Linked DNA regions of Homo sapiens: region 1 is linked to region 2. A link is an interaction called in ENCODE POLR2A ChIA-PET data of the cell type or tissue named here. Cell type or tissue: OCI-LY7. All regions are shown on one strand.

The links. ChIA-PET counts read pairs that join two places held together with the same protein. Peaks named below come from ENCODE experiments on the same cell type or tissue, not always from the same donor. Only the 100,000 strongest peaks of a DNase experiment are listed, where the experiment ranks them.
Region 1: POLR2A ChIA-PET joins it to region 2 with 9 read pairs; 2 of 35 experiments call an interaction of 5 or more read pairs at or near these places.

Annotation. Positions count from the first base shown.
Region 1 is chr5:134,242,707-134,250,706 of GRCh38, forward strand. No RefSeq gene overlaps it. Among named protein-coding and RNA genes, the nearest start is that of PPP2CA-DT, 20 kb to the left of the region's middle. In OCI-LY7, no CTCF peak of the experiment used is centred here; no DNase peak of the experiment used is centred here.
Region 2 is chr5:134,870,985-134,878,984 of GRCh38, forward strand. It overlaps TXNDC15 (thioredoxin domain containing 15), which reads left to right and starts at 3,387. Exons shown (of 5, transcript NM_024715.4): 1 at 3,387-3,546. The coding sequence starts at 3,444. LOC124901071 (a long non-coding RNA gene) reads right to left here and starts at 4,414. Exons shown (of 2, transcript XR_007058943.1): 1 at 4,260-4,414; 2 at 3,847-4,148. RefSeq lists enhancers at 3,063-3,112, 3,133-3,422, 3,354-4,059, 3,953-4,022, 6,433-6,492 and a silencer at 3,663-3,772. In OCI-LY7, no CTCF peak of the experiment used is centred here; DNase peaks (open chromatin) are centred at 2,737, 3,347 and 4,087; H3K4me3 peaks cover 2,636 bases; H3K27ac peaks cover 1,774 bases.

The DNA.
Region 1 (8,000 bases), 630 kb before region 2:
TCAGGTGATCCACCCACCTCGACCTCCCAAAGTGCTGGGATTACAGGTGTGAGCCACCGTGCCTGGCTGCTGTATCACTTTTTATAACCTAACCTCAGAAATCACAGAGTGTTAGTTTTGCTGTCTTCTGTTGGGTACAAGTCACAAGCTTCCCCAGACTCAAAGAGAGTGGAATCAGACTCTACCTTTAGAGTAGCAAAGTTCCAAAAGAGCACGTAGGGTGGGCAATATTATTGCCCCCATTGGAGATTAGGACCATCAGTTGAGCCTGCCTTTCCTCCACCAGCCAGGAAAGATGTTGCAAACAATGGAAGCCTGGTGGAAGAGAGAAAGGGTGGAGTTTGTTTGCAGGGCCATATCCTACAGTTGTACATACTGTGCCATGAACAGCCAAGGAGACGAGCTGAGATGAATCCAGCTCTACTTGCCACACCTGTGCCTTACTGTGGGACTGCATCTCCAGGATGAAGAAGCACCTTTTCTAATATGCATAGATACCATATAGGCAAGAGGAGTCCTCACATGGATGGTAAAAGGTCATTTAACCTAACTTGAAATTATTGGGTATCTATGGAACACATGCTACTTTAGAGAATACTAGGGCTTGTTTCAGCTTAAGAGGCACACACAAGTAGGCCAAGAAATATCTTAGAGTATCTCAAAAATGATGCTGGGTTGACTCAAATGTTGTTTTAAAATTGTGTAACTTTTTTTTTTTTTTTTTTTTGAGACAGAGTCTTGCTCTGTTGCCCAGGCTGGAGTGCAGTGGCATGATCTTGGCTCACTGCAACCTCCGCCTCCCAGGTTCAAGCGATTCTCCTGTCTCAGCCTCCCAAGTAGCTGGGACTACAGGTGCCTGCCATCACACCCAGCTAATTTTTGTATTTTTAGTAGAGTTGGGGTTTCAACTTTTTGGTCAGACTGGTCTCCAACTCCTGACCTCAGGTGATCCACCTGCCTCGGCCTCCCAATGTGCTGGGATTACAGGCGTAAGCCACCACGCCTGGCCCTAAAATGGTGTAATTTTTAGCACCAGGTACTTTTTATTTATTTATTTTGTTTTAGAGTTAGGGTCTCACTCCGTCACCCAGGCTGGTGTGTAGTGGCACAATCATAGCTCACTGCAGCCTTGAACTCCTGGGCTCGACTGCTCCTCCCACCTCAGGCTCCCAAGTGGCGAGGACTACAGGTGTGTGCCACCATGCCAGGCTAATTTTAAAATTTTTGTAGTGACATTGTGTTACCCAGGCTGGTCTTGAACTCCTGGGCTCAAGCAATCCTCCTTCCTCAGCCTCCCAAAGTGCTGGGATTACAGGCTTGAGCCACCATGCCTGGCTCCACCAGGTACTTTTTGATTGCATTGGTCTAGAATGTTCTAGACCTATCTTTGAAGAAGCTGAGGCACTGTATCTCAATGCCTGAGGGACTAGCCCTATCCACATATTGCCAGCCTTGGCTCGATGCAAAAAGTGGGCACAGGATTTCTAGGAAACCAGCCCAAACAGAATTAGGGGTTTTCTTTTATTCTTTGTGGTGCTTATTCCTCATTAACATAGCTTTTGCATTTTAGTTAGATCCCCAAGAAAGTACATGGTTTCATTTCTGTTTATGGGCATCAGGAAACTTTAAAAAACTACAGATAAAACGAGGTAACTTTCAAATATTTTAAAGAGCTGGAAAAGCCAGCACAGTGGCGTTCAGCTAGTAGTGCTAGCTACTGAGGAGGCTGAAACGGGGGGATCACTTGAGCCCAGGAGTTTGAGACTGTAGTGTGCAATGATTGTGCCTGTGAATAGCCACTGCATTCGAGCTTGGGCAACATAGTGAGACCTGTGTCTCTTAAAAAAAAAAAAAAAGAGCAAGATAGCAAAAGAGCAAGACAGCATCATATATCCCTGAGTTTGATAAAGGTCAGCGTGTTATAAGACAGCTCACAGAATCCAGGTGTAAATTTCTGTCAATAAGATTATTAAAAAGCTATGATCATGCTGTTAAAGCCATGCTAGTGGTCAACAGCTGGGTCGAGGAAAACGTCAAATGGCAAGGCCCAGAGCACTTAAGAAAAAAAAGAAATTATTAGGGCTCAGGTATAGAGTATTAAGTTAATCGCACTTTTCAGTTCATGGCTCATTATACTATGATCAGTCCATCCAAAGCCCCTTACTTTTCTTTTATTTTTTTTTTTAGACGGAGTTTTGCTTTTGTCGCCAAGGCTGGAGTGCAATGGTGCAAATATATACATATATATATATATATATATATATATATATATATTTTTTTTTTTTTTGGTTTGTATGTATGCATTCATGTGAAGTGTTGTCATGCCCAGGGTCAGGTTCTGGTCCATGCTGAGGTCCGAAGGCAGTGGGTGGATGGGTGGCAGATAGCTGAAAGAACACTCAGAGGGCTGCAGGCAGATGAAGTATGGTTTTATTCAGCGGCTCTCTTACACCGTCTGTCTCTGTCTTGGCTGCTTGCTCTGGCTCTGCGGCTCCTGCCGCTCCCACACACAGCTGCACAGCCAGCTCTCCCTATGGGGTCAGCAGCTTAACTCTTTCTCTCTCTGGGCACAAGTCAAGCCGAGCCCTGGCTCCCCTCTGTCCATCTACTAGATGGAGAGCTTTGGCTCTCTCTCTTTCTCTGGGTGTGTGCTGTATGCACAGTGTCAGCAAGGCAGTTGTACCTTATACGAACAATAGTGGCTCCGAGCTAGGTGATGAGCCTTCCCATGTTATGGCTACATAACTGTGATTATATTACAAATGGAGTTATGCACCGGCATGCCAATCCCACTGAGTCATGCAGGATGTTTACCTTGGTCTATCCTTGACCAAAGCACATCCATGTACCTTACAAGTGTGTTGTTTGGTTTGCATGTATTTTAATTTACATTAGTATTATTGTGTTATATATCTCATTCTGTCTTCCTTTTTTTCACTTCTCACTTTGTTTTTAAGACCTATGTATGTTAGGCCAGGCATGGTGGCTCATGCCTGTAATCCCAGCACTTTGGGAGGCTAAGGCAGCAGGATCACTTGAGCTCAGGAGTTGAAGACCAGCCTGGGCAACATGGTGAGACCCTGTCTCTACAAAAAATATAAAAGTTTGCCAGGCATGTGGTGCTTGCCTGTAGTCCCAACTACTTGGGAGGCTGAAGTGGGAGGACCAGGAAGTCGAAGCTGCAGTGAGCTGAGATCATGTCACTGCACTCCAGCCTGGGCAACAGAGTGAGATCCTGTCTTAACAAAACAAAAACAAAAACAAAAACAAACCCTATACATCTTGCTATGTAAACATCTAGTCCATGATTCTGACTGCTGCAGAGTACTCCATAGTGTGCACCCGCCACATTTGTCCTCTCTGCTTCCCCAGTACTGGGCACCCCCAAGTGCCTCCAACTTCCCACCACCAAGACAATGCTACCATAAGCAGCCACATGTGTGATTCATTTTGGGCCCATGTGGGAATCTTTAGGCAGTCTCTTGCTTATATGGTGTATTTATGTGCCTCAGAAAAGGCACCTTTTCAGCCAGGCATGGTGGCTCACACCTATAATCCCAGCACTTTGGGAGGCCGAGGTGGGTGGATCACAAGGTCAGGAGTTCGAGACCAGCCTGGCCAACATAGCGAAACCCCATCTCTACTAAAAAAAAAAATAATACAAAAATTAGCCGGGCATGGTGGTGTGCGCCTGTAGTCCCAGCTACTAGGGAGGCTGAGGCAGGAGAATCACTTGAACCCAGGAGGCGGAGGTTGCAGTGAGCCAAGATCGTGCCACTGCACTCCAGCTTGGGCAACTGAGCGAGACTTCTTCTCAAAAAAAAAAAAAAAAAAGGCACCTTTTCCTCCTGAAGGATGCAGCCCCAACAGTAAAGCTGAAGGTTCAGCAATGTGGAGCTCAGGTTGGGTTTCAGCTCCTACTCACTCCCTCAGGTGGAGCCTAGTTGAGGATATAGTCTGTAAAACTGTGGGACGTGGCCCCGCAAACAAACATCCCCTCATTCTCACTTCCACCAGGTTTCTGTTTGCAACATCTGTCCTGGTTGGTATAGGAAAGGGGAGGGTGTCAATTGACACAGAAATCTCATCATAGAATATGCGTATACTTAATTTGACCGATCAGTGCCATATTGCAAGAGCACTTTATACATGGGCAGACAACACAGTTTATGTGCGTTCCACAGGAACTGGAAAGTCAGGTATGGCTGCAGCACACTGGTGGTAGAGCAGATGTGCCTGCCTGAGGCCAAGGTACTGCACTCGCCCACTTTGTCTTGGAGATGACAGAGAAACATCTTTTCCCTTAACACTACTGTCTTCTCATGTGTAGAACACAAGCAATGTGACTGGCCTCATATACCCAGGTCAGCAGCTCTGAGTGGCTCTGCCACAAGTGGTGGAGCTCTGGTCCTGAGCCATCCTGCGTTTGCCCTTTGGTGAGCAACCTGTGCCAGACACAAATAGAGACTGACAGTTCCCACTGAAGGACACCAGGACAGGCATAGATTCAGCCATCCAGGACAGTTCTATTAAACTGGTAAGGTTTAAAACTCATCAGAAATTCTTAGAATTCTTGAATTGATCTGAATTCCATTCAGATACATTTAAGCTCTCTTAAAACAACCATGTATGGAGGTAAATGAAGCACCTAAATTATAAAGAGAGCTGTTACTCATTTTCATGCTGATGTTTTCTCATGTCAAATGAGGATAATCACAATGATAACTTCTATAAGAAGACAGAAGACACAATTCATGATGTTTTCGGAAGGAATCAATGAATTTTTCAGGTGATTTCTGAAAGAGGATCCCAGAAATCAAACAATGACTATCTTTCTTGTGCTCATGAACTTAGAATTACACCTCAGGACTTACAATAAGCCTGGGTAACAGCCCATTACGCAAGGATGTGAATCACTCTGAATACCACAGCTATGACCATTATTATGGGCAATTATAAGTAAGCAAGGAGGTGGGCTTTGTAAAACAGTATGAAGGAACAGAGGGAGAAAGGTATACACCAGTATGTGCATAAACAAACAATCAGAATCCAGAAGATATTTACTACCAAGGGGACCTAAACATAAAAACCATAATATAAGCTCGGCATGCAGAAAGATGAGCACAGGTTAAAACCTGGAGACGGCTGCTATGTGACAGGACAGACACAGGGATTCACAAATGGCCTGGATGGTTCCCCTAAGACAAAGACATCCACCATCCAGTGGTGCCTGACCTATCCTTTTTGAAGGGCTCAGCATGGCTTTATTCCCTTCTATCCCTTGCCCCAGAAATGCATCACCCCCTCAGGGTCCTAGAGCCTACCTGTTCCTGCAGTGTCTCTTGGTTAGATCCCCGTCCCTATATCCTCAGAGTCATTAACTAACTCACATCTTTGGGCTCTTGATGTTCCATTTAAAAAGGTCAGCATTGGCTTCTACTCCATGTGAATCCAGAGTCAGCATCTTTCCCTGCTGTGTCAGCCCAGGCCCTGCTCTTTTATCTTGAAGAATCGGCTCCTGTAGCTCATTGCAAGGTCTCATTTTGAGTTTGGATTCTCAGGCTACCTTTACCATCCTCCCTTCGACTTGATTCAAAGTCTAAAGTGTGCCATGTTTGTTTATTTGTGTATTTATTTATTGGATTTAAAATATCTTTCTCCTGAGAGGCTCAAAGCTCATAAAAATTTTTCAAGGAGCAGCTACTTAATAATGATTAAGAAGTTATGCTACCATATGACTAATCCAGAAATAGGCCCAAATTAAGGCAAGGAAGATTTGAGTTGGCTCCTGAGGAAGTATTTGACAAAAGAGGAAACACAAGGTTGGACTAGGCTATGGGCACAGGACTTGATGGGAACTTCATCTCATCCTGGAGTTCTTCAAGGAGACAGAGCCGGGGATCTCACATAGGCTATACTCGAGGATTGCCTGCCTGCAAGCAGGGAAAAGCCAGGGCTCCTTTTATATCGGGGAAAACTTCAGAAGGGTGGCTAGGTGTTATACTTTCAAGCTATAATTCTGTATTCTTAATGATTGAAAAGCACCTATTTCTAGAGTAATAATTAGGACTGAGAGCCTGCCTAGGATTCCAAGAGCTCAAATGACGGGACATGTCTGTCCTTCTGGGCCCTGGAGTGTGGGCCTGTTCACTGCTCATCTTCTTTTTTCTTTTTTTTGAGATGGAGTCTCCCTGTGTCACTCAGGCTGGAACGCAGTGGTGCGATCTCGGCTCACTGCAACCTCTGCCTCCCGGGTTCAAGTGATTCTCCTGCCTCAGCCTCCTGAGTAGCTGGGACTACAGATGCGTGCCACCACACCTGGCGAATTTTTTGTATTTTTAGTAGAGATGAGGTTTCACCGTGTTAGCCAGGATGGTCTCAGTCTCCTGACCTCATGATCTGCCTGCCTCAGTCTCCCAAAGTTCTGGGATTACAAGCATGAGCCACTGCACCCAGCCTCTTAGCCACTTTTATAGGGCCAAGGGAAGTGGAATCTTAAGTGCTAATGTCCATTTAGTTGAAAAAAACTTCCAAATAATCAAATCTTACCTGTTATATCCAAGCCACACTTGCCAGTTATCCATTCCCAACTACTATACAAGGTTTCTACTAAAGAAAACTTTCCAGAAGTATTGAACAATGCAAACAGAGAAGATCTGACATTTCTTTTTTTTTTTTTTTGAGATGGAGTTTCGCTCTTGTTGCCCAGGCTGGAGTGCAATGGCGTGATCTCGGCTCACTGCAACCTCTGCCTCCCAGGTTCAAGCGATTCTCCTGCCTCAGCCTCCTGAGTAGCTGAGATTACAGGCATGCATCACCATGCCTGGCTAATTTTTGCATTATAGTAGAGACGGGGTTTCTCCATGTTGGTCAGGCTGGTCTCGAACTCCCGACCTCAGGTGATCCTCCCACCTCGGCCTCCCAAAGTGTTGGAATTATAGGCGTGAGCCACCACGCCCGGCCATGAAGATCTGACATCTCTAGAATTCCCACAAGCTGCTCAGACTGCGCAGGTGAATGGGCCAGCCCCAACAACCAGCAGTGCTCCATCCCTTCTCAGCTGGGGCCTGAGAACACGTGAGTGAGAAAGTTTCGCCCTGTTGCCTCAGCCGAAAGCTAGGGAATCCTAGCTCACATATCAGGTTCCTTAAGCAATGATGAATCTTCTTCACTTCCTCCTTTATTTCCTTACCAAGAGAGTAGTTCCCAGTTTCAGTGTGGAGGCCAGAAAGGACAAGATGACATCACCCTTCCCCCACAGCAATTGGCTCGGTCATTTTAGCAGGTTGCTTAAGAGATAAGTCACCCTCTCTACACTTCTTTTTGAAAGCCAAAACTAGAGATTATAGTTCTCAATATAGGGCAGCTGTTAACCTATCCCTTGATTCCTATCAGCCTAAGATCCTCAAAATAGGCCCCCAAGGAATGTCTCTAGGACTTGGGTGGAGGCAGAGAGTTGTCTCATATACTGAACTGTTGAGGAGACCTGGCTTCTAGTCTGAGCCTCGGTGCATAACTATGACCTTGAGCAAGTTCCTGCACACTCAGAGCCTTTGGATCACCTTTAAAATAATGCTATGATCTTTCTCAACAATAACATTTTCTTTCTTTTTTAATTTTACTTATGTATTTATTTATTTTTTTGATACAGAGTCTCACTCTGTCGTGCAGGCTGGAGTGCAGTGGTGCAATCTTGGCTCACTGCAACCTCCGCTTCCTGGGTTCAAGCGATTATCCTGCCTCAGCCTCCCGAGTAGCTCGGATTACAGGTGTGTGCCACCACACTCGGTTAATTTTTGTATTATTAGTAGAGACAGGGTTTCACCATGTTGATAATGCTGGTCTCGAGCTCCTGACCTCAAACGATCCACCCACCTCAGCCTCCCAAAGTGCTGAGATTACAGGTGTGAGCCACCACACCGAGCCTAAAATTTCTTATAGAGATGTGAGGGTGGTCTCACTATGTTGCCCAGGTTGATCCTGAACTCCTGGCCTCAAGC
Region 2 (8,000 bases):
GTAGCAGGGATTACAAGCATGGGCCACCATGCCCGGCTAATTATTGTATTTTTTAGTAGAGATGGGGTTTCACCATGTTGGTCAGGCTGGTCTCGAACTCCTGGCCTCAAGTGATCTGCTCACCTTGGCCTCCTAAACTGCTGGGATTACAGGGTTGAGCCACCGCGCCTGGCCCAGAGATGTTTGGATACAGGCATGCAATGTGAAATAAGCATATCAGGGAGATTGGAGTATCCATCCGCTCGAGAATTTATCCTTGATTTACAAGTAATCCAATTACATTCTCTTTTTTTTTTTTTTTTTTGAGATGGAATTTCGCTCTTGTTGCCCAGGCTGGAGTGCAATGGCGTGATCTCGGCTCACCACAACCTCCGCCTTTCGGTTTCAAGCGATTCTCCTGCCTCAGCCTCCTGAGTAGCTGGGATTACAGGCATGCAGCCACTATGCCCAGCTAATTTTGTATTTTTAGTAGAGACGGGGTTTTTCCATGTTGGTCAGGCTGGTCTTGAATTCCTGACCTCAGGTGATCAGTACGCCTCGGCCTCCCAAAGTGCTGGGATTACAGGCATGAGCCACTGCGCCCGGCCGACTAGTTTTAAAAAAATTTTGTTAGCAGTGTGAACTCATAGATGTTAACATATGCAGTGTATTTCAGTCTATTGAAATTTTTCATTTTTATGCTCAAATCATCCCATCTTTGGCAAGTAGGAGCCAGTTTGGTTCCTCAGTCATTCTAAATGACCGTAGTACCCTGGTATTCTTTTATTTATTTATTTACTTATATATTTAAGTTTTGCATTTTGATATAAGATGTCCCAGACTCACAGAAAGGCCTTTTGAGATAGCAAGACAAATTTGGCGGATTTAATTTCAGCCAAAGGAAGAGAATAATGTCAGCTTTTCTTTCCTCACCCCCAGAAATTTGATAGAAACCAGGACAATTGTGAAGGCAGTTTTCTCACTGAAAAGAAGTGCACGTTGGTGGTGAGACAGTTAAATAAGGATTCTAACCTGTGGACTACATTTGTTGTCATTAGAGGGGGTATATACAGTATTTATTCAAAGACGCTCAAGCCTGTAATCCCAGCCCTTTGGGAGGCCGAGGCGGGAGGACTGCTTGAGCCCAGGAGTTTGAAATCAAACTGGGTCAAACAGTGAGACCTCATCTCTAGAAAAAAATTTAAAAACGGGGTGGGAAGATCGCTTGAGCCCAAGGGGTTGTGGCTGCAATGAGCCATAACTGAGCAATTGCACCTGGGTGACAGCGAGACTGTGCCTAAAAAAAAAAAAAAATTGAAAGACAATTCTAACATCCAATTCTAACATCTAATTCTAACATCTGTAAGCGTATCTGTCCCAAACACAGAGCTAAAGTAAAAACACAGGAAGGGGCCGGGCGCAGTGGCTCATGCCTGTAATCCCAACACTTTGGGAGGCCAAGGCGGGTGGATCACCTGAGGTCAGGAGTTTGAGACCAGTCTGACCAACATGGTGAAACCCCATCTCTACTAAAAATATAAAATTAGTCGGGCGTGGTGGCGCATGCCTGTAATCCCAGCTACTTGGGAGGCTGAGATAGGAGAATTGCTTGAACCCGGGGAGGTGGAGATTGCAGTGAGCCAAGATCGCGCCATTGCACTCCAGCCTGGGCAACAAGAGCGAAACTCTTGTCTCAAAAAATAAAAAAATCAAACAAACACACATACAGGAAAGGAAAGGAGATAATAAAAAGGAAGGAGTAGTAACCACAGGGCATCCATGTTGGAGTATCCAGATCAGCTTCCTTTTCATTAGTCATAAATCCTTTTGGTGCTCTGTCCTGTTGGCTTTTCATGCACCTTCAAATCATGTATGGGGGTATGAGAAAGATAGTTTAAAAAGGAAAGGTTTGTTGTTCCACTGTTAGGGGTGAGGGAGGTACTTAGCGAAATGATGACTAGTAATAAGCTCTAGAACTGTGGGCTCTTTTATCCATGTCCATTGTTTCATATTCTTCTGGACCCACAAGATGGCACTTGAGGATCTACAACAGCAAAACCATACCAACGTATTTAGAATAAAAGAATCATCCACAGGGACAGATTAATGATGCATCTTTCTGGCCTAACAGTGTCTTTTTGATGGGCATAGAGATAAGGGGACTATGGCCACACCATCAGAATTGTATTATTCAATTAATAATGCCTACCACTTTGAAATGCTTCCTGTGCCCCAGGACACTGTGCTCATCACTTTACATCTCATTTCATCTATAAGACTCTATATAACGTCATTTCCACTTTACAGCTGAAGAAACTTAACTTTAAGTTACATAACCTGCTGACTGTGAACTATCACATGTGCTGAAGTTGGGATTCACCAAGCGGCCAAAAAGCACAGGTTCCCCTTACCATTGCTATGTTAACCAATAGACTGATGTATTTTAAATCAGTTTCTATTTTTTCAACCTCATAAGTTTGAAAAGCTGCACTCTGCACTGATTTAGCACTGACTGGTGGCTGCTTAAAGCTTGCCTTATTCCATTTTAGCAGGCCCCCCGGCAAAATACCCCAATTAGTGGTGTCATCCTCTCTATTCCAAGAATTTTCTCTTAAGACTCCCGCTCTGTGCGTTTGCTTGGGAATGCAGAGCCCTGTTCCTCATCTCCCCATCTATGCTTTCTTCATTCTAAGCCCTTTCCTATCTACTTTATGCTCGAGGTGGCTCCACCTCCACCATGAGCCAGAGCCAATGATGCTCACGGCCCCAACCATGATTAAAAAGAGATTGCCCTGCAAGGTAAATCAGTTAAAACCAACCTCTCCTGCCCTGAGTGGATAGGTAGGGTTAGGGTTGCCAGATGTCACGAAGTTACAGGATGCTCAGTTTTAAGGTATATCCCTTATACTATAAGGGTTATAGTAAAAAATATTCATTATGTGAAATTCAAATATAACTGGGTATCAGGTATTCTATGTGGCAACCCTAGGTAGGGGAGCACAGGTTAGGCAAGCGATTAGAAGATTTGCAGCCTCCAAAGTTTCTGCACCTCGATGGGACACTAGAACAGGAAGGCTCCTGGGCCTTTCTGGCTCTGGGAATGAAGCGTGGAAAACCCTCCTTAGGCGGGCGCAGTGCTTCAAGTAGCCAAGCTCTGACTTCCGAGGGAAGAAAGGAGGCCATGGGCCTCTGCCAGAGCCATGCTCTGCACTCTGGGGTCAGCAGAGTTCAAAACGACCTGCAACGTCTGGCGCTTAGCTCCTAAAGAGGTCTCCAGTCCAGCGCCGACGGCCAGCGGCTAGAGGCCGTCCGCCCGACTCCAAGATGGCGCCCGCCACAGCTGCCAGGTGTTAAGATGGCGGCGCGGGGCCGCGCCCGCGCTCCCAGGCTCTCCTCCCCCAGCCTTCCTCCGGCTGGCAGCACGACTCGCGTAGCCGTGCGCCGATTGCCTCTCGGCCTGGGCAATGGTCCCGGCTGCCGGTCGACGACCGCCCCGCGTCATGCGGCTCCTCGGCTGGTGGCAAGTATTGCTGTGGGTGCTGGGACTTCCCGTCCGCGGCGTGGAGGGTGAGTGTGGGCCGGGGGCGGTGCATGAGATGATGGGGCGAGCTGAGGTCCACCCGGGCGACGCTCTGGACCTGCGCGAAGGCCGGCGGTGCGCGACTCGCCCCTTCTTGGCGTCTCCCCGGGCGCGTCTCCCCGACTTCTCTCCCCGCGCACCGCCCGCTGGTGGCCCGCGAAAGGGGGCCGGTGGGCTGAGGGCCGGTGGACGGGAGCCCGGGGGTGGTTGGGCCGCGTTCAGGCCGCCCTCAGCCCGTGGCTGGTAGCCAGGAGGGACAGTGCGGTAAGCGCTGCTGAGGCATACCCTCTGGTGATAAGCAATTTATTATTAATAACATTATATCAAATACCGACATTGTTGTGGCCGTATTAGGAGCCAGGAACTGTGCATCGTGCTTTATTTACATCATTATCCCATTTAATGCTCCCACAAACCCTGTCAGATCGGTTCCGTTTAGTGTCTCCATTTCACAGATGAAGATGCTCAGGCCCCGCCTAAGTTTGCGCTTCTGATACGTGGCAGAAGCCTGTCTCTCTGACGCCAAAGCCCAGTCTGGAGTCCACGCTGCTGGACCACTGTCTTAAGGAGGCCAGTCTTGCTCAGCTCCCTGCATGAAAAACAGACGAGAAACACGGGAGACTCCCGGTAACCCCCAACTTGCCGGTAGGGAAGGCAGCCACTCTAGAGGCATGGCGAGGGTGGAGAGTGGAGGCCTTACTTTCATGCTCCTTCACCCCACTCCTCATAGTCCTGTTAAAGTCCAGACCCTCGGTCTCGCTTGTCATTTAGACCTTAACAGGAATAGGCAGGTCTTTCTTTTCCCTGGGGTGTCCTGGATGGAGGCAGGACAGCAGAGAGTTGTGGAGAAGGGTGAGTCATAGTAACACAATTACCATGAATGAAAGCGCTCACTGTGTACCAGATGCTGTGCTCAGTGCTTTACGAGCATCATCTTTTGGAATCTTTACTGTTTTGTTTTTGTTTTTTTAAGGGATGAGGGCTTGCTCTGTTGCCCAGGCGGGAGTGCAGTGGCCCATCATGGCTCCCTGCAGCCTTGAACTCCTGGGCTTAAGTGATCCTCCCACCTGTTTCCCAAAGTGCTGGGATTACAGATGTGAGCCACTGCTCCCGGTTTATGTAATTTTTATTTTTATTTTTTTTTGAGATGGAGTCTCGCTCTGTTGCCCAGGCTGGAGTGCAGTGGCGCGATCTTGGCTCACTGCAACCTCTGACTCCCGGGTTCAAGCGATTCTCGTGCCTCAGCCTCCTGAGTAGCTGGGATTACAGGTGCCTGCCACCACACTGGGCTAATTTTTGTATTTTTAGTAGAGATGATGGTCCACCATGTTGGCCACGCTGGTCTGGAACTCCTGACCTCAGGTGATCCACCCACCTCGGCCTCCCAGAGTGCTGGGATTACAGGCTTGAGCCACCGTGCCTGGCCTTAGTAATTTTTAAATGCATATGCAGTAGATGTTATCATGCTCATTTTATAGAAGTAACTTAAGACTCAGAGCCAATAAGTCCTTTGACAAGGTCATACAGCCAGAAGTTGAGGAGCCTTGATTCAAGCCCATGTCTGCCTGACTTCAGAGCCCAACCTCTGCATTTTCACTATACTTAACTGCTAGCCTCACAGAGGGGATGGCATGGGTTGGATATCTTCTGTTTCAGCCCCTCCACCGTGCTCTGTGCCCTGTGTGGCTGTCCTGTGTGGAATAAATACCAGCTGTCCTACCGTCTTGCTTCCATTGTGTTGGAATGAGGGGAGAGTGAGGTCAGGGTATTGATTCTCTCCGCTCCCTCCCTGAGAAGTTATTGAAGGCTGGCTTTGCCCCCGGTGGAAAGCATTGAATTCTAGAAAGCTGCCCTCTGTGTTACCCTTGATGTTTCAAGGTTCTGTGACTACTTCTCTCTCCAGACTCTTAAGGTCTATGAGTGGTAACTGGCTCCTCCTCTACTGTTACTGGCCTTGGAATTCCTTACCATTGCTTTTCATTTCTCTGCACCCAGCCTACACATTAGTGGTCCCTTCATTAAACTCTCCTCAACTTGCCCAAGTTAAATGTGCTGTTTCCTGGCAGAACCCTGGCTGATTCAGGGTTCAGCTTGGGTCTTTGGTCATCATGGCCAGGCCATGAATGGGGTGAAGACAGAAGAAACTTCACCAGCTGATTTCTTCTCAGAGTAGCTGAAAATCTGAGGTGTTTTTTTTTTTTTTTTTTCTGCAGAGGATGCCACTGGCAGATTATGCTGGCCTCAGGTGCTGAGGCCCTGAGAGACTAAGCAACCTGGAGGTAGCAATGCTATCCAGGTGTCTAGGAATGGAAGCAAACTCCTGGCTTCAATACCCCTATGCCACTCTTCCCTAGGCAGTCAGCTAGCAAATTCTTACTGAGCACTCATCATATGCTAAACACTGTGCTGAGCACTGGGGATCCAGTGGTGAGTTAGAGCAGCAGGCCTTTGGGGAAGGCAGCCACTAAATAACTACAAATTACTAAGAAAATTGCAAGACTGAGAAATGCATCAAGGAGAGTCCCAGGGCGTTTTTGGGAACTGTAATGGGAGACCTCCCACCCTGGTCTGAGGGTCAGGGAATGTGTCCTTACAGAGGTGACATTTAGGGTGAGATCTGAATGAGGAGGATGAAGGATTTGGCAGGAGGAAGCTTCCCAGCAGAGAAACAGCCCTCAGGAAGGCTCTAAGGCAGGTGGGGATAGGAGGAGTGTAAATGATCAGGGACTAGAGGGATCTGATGGCCACAGGTGAGAGTGCAGACAGAGGCCACATTGGGGCCTGGTAGCTCTGCTACAGAATGCAGATGCATTCACAGGGTAGGGGAAGCCACTGAAAGAGTTTTAGCAGGGGAGTGACATGATCAGATATGCCTTTTATCTTTCAGTTTCACTTGTATTGCTGTGAAGGTCAGGGTCTGGAGGGGGGATAGCAGGCTGACCAGGGAGACCAGTTTAGGTGGCTACAGTAGTTGCCCAGACAAGAATTGGCTGTGGCCTTTGCTGAGAAGTGTTAGTTGGGATGGGGAAAGTAGATGGATTGTGAATGTGTTTAGCAGGTGAAATTTTTTTTTTTCTTTTTGAGAAGGAGTCTTGCTCTTGTCACCCAGGCTGGAGTGCAGTGGCACCATCTTGGCTCACTGCAACCTCCACCTCCTGGGTTCAAATGATTCTCCTGCCTCAGCCTCCCGAGTAGCTGGGATTACAGGCATGCGCCACCATGCCTGGCTAATTTTTTTTTTTTTTTTTGAGATGGAGTTTTGCTCTTGTTGCTCAGGCTGGAGCAATGGTGCGATCTTGGCTCATTGCAACCTCTGCCTCCCGGGTTCAAGCGATTCTCTTGTCTCAGCTTCCTGAGTAGCTGGGATTACAGGCACCCGTCACTACACCCCGGCTAATTTTTGGTATTTTTAGTAGAGATGGGGTTTCGCCATGTTGGCCAGGCTGGTCTCGAACTCCTGACCTCAGGTGATCTGCCCGCCTTGACCTCCCAAAGTGCTGGGATTACAGGCGTGAGCCACTGCGCCTGGCCTAATTTTTGTATTTTTTAGTAGAGATGGGGTTTCACCATGTTGGCCAGGCTGGTCTTGAATTCCTGACCTCAAGTAATCTGCCTGCCTTGGCCTCCCAAAGTGTTAGGATTACAGGTATGAACCAGCAAGCCCAGTGTGCAGGTTAATTAATAGAACTTAGTTATTGTGCCTTTCCATCTCTTTGAATTGTAAACACCACTCATCATAATCATCATCATCACCACAGCCATTTATGGAGTGTTTAACCTGTGGCAGGGACCATACACATCTTTTCTCATTTAATCTTCACAGTAGCCTCATAATTTTCTACATTTTGGTGGTATTGTCTCCATTTGCTAAATGAGCACACAGTATTGCCTATGGAAAGTATGGATTGCTGTCCCTCCAACCCTTGACTGTTTTTGGTCCCTCCTCATTTGCCTTTCCTGCCAGAAGCCATTGTGAAAACACCTGCAGCTGGTAAAGAGCCTTCTGAGAAAAGCTGGAAGGGTGTGAAGGTGCTGACCTAGGCTAGGGCTCCCTGGCAGAATTGGCATGGTGCCCTCACACTTGTCCTTCAGACAACTTCTTTGCTGCCAGTGATGCAATAATTATCACTTTATGTATAGCTCAAACTGCAGTCTCTTAAAAGGCACATTACCAGTCGGGTGCAGTGGCTCACGCCTGTAATCCCAGCACACTGGGAGGCCGAGGTGGCTGGATCATTTGAGGCCAGAAGTTTGAGACCAGCCTGGCCAACATGGTGAAACCCCATCTCTACTAAAAATAAAAAAAGTAGCCAGGTGTGGTGGTGCGCATCTGTAATCCCAGCTATTTGGGAGGCTAAGGCAGGAGAATTGCTTGAACCCAGGAGATGGAGGCTGCAGTGAGCTGAGATCGTGCCACTGCACTCCAGCCCGGACAACAGAG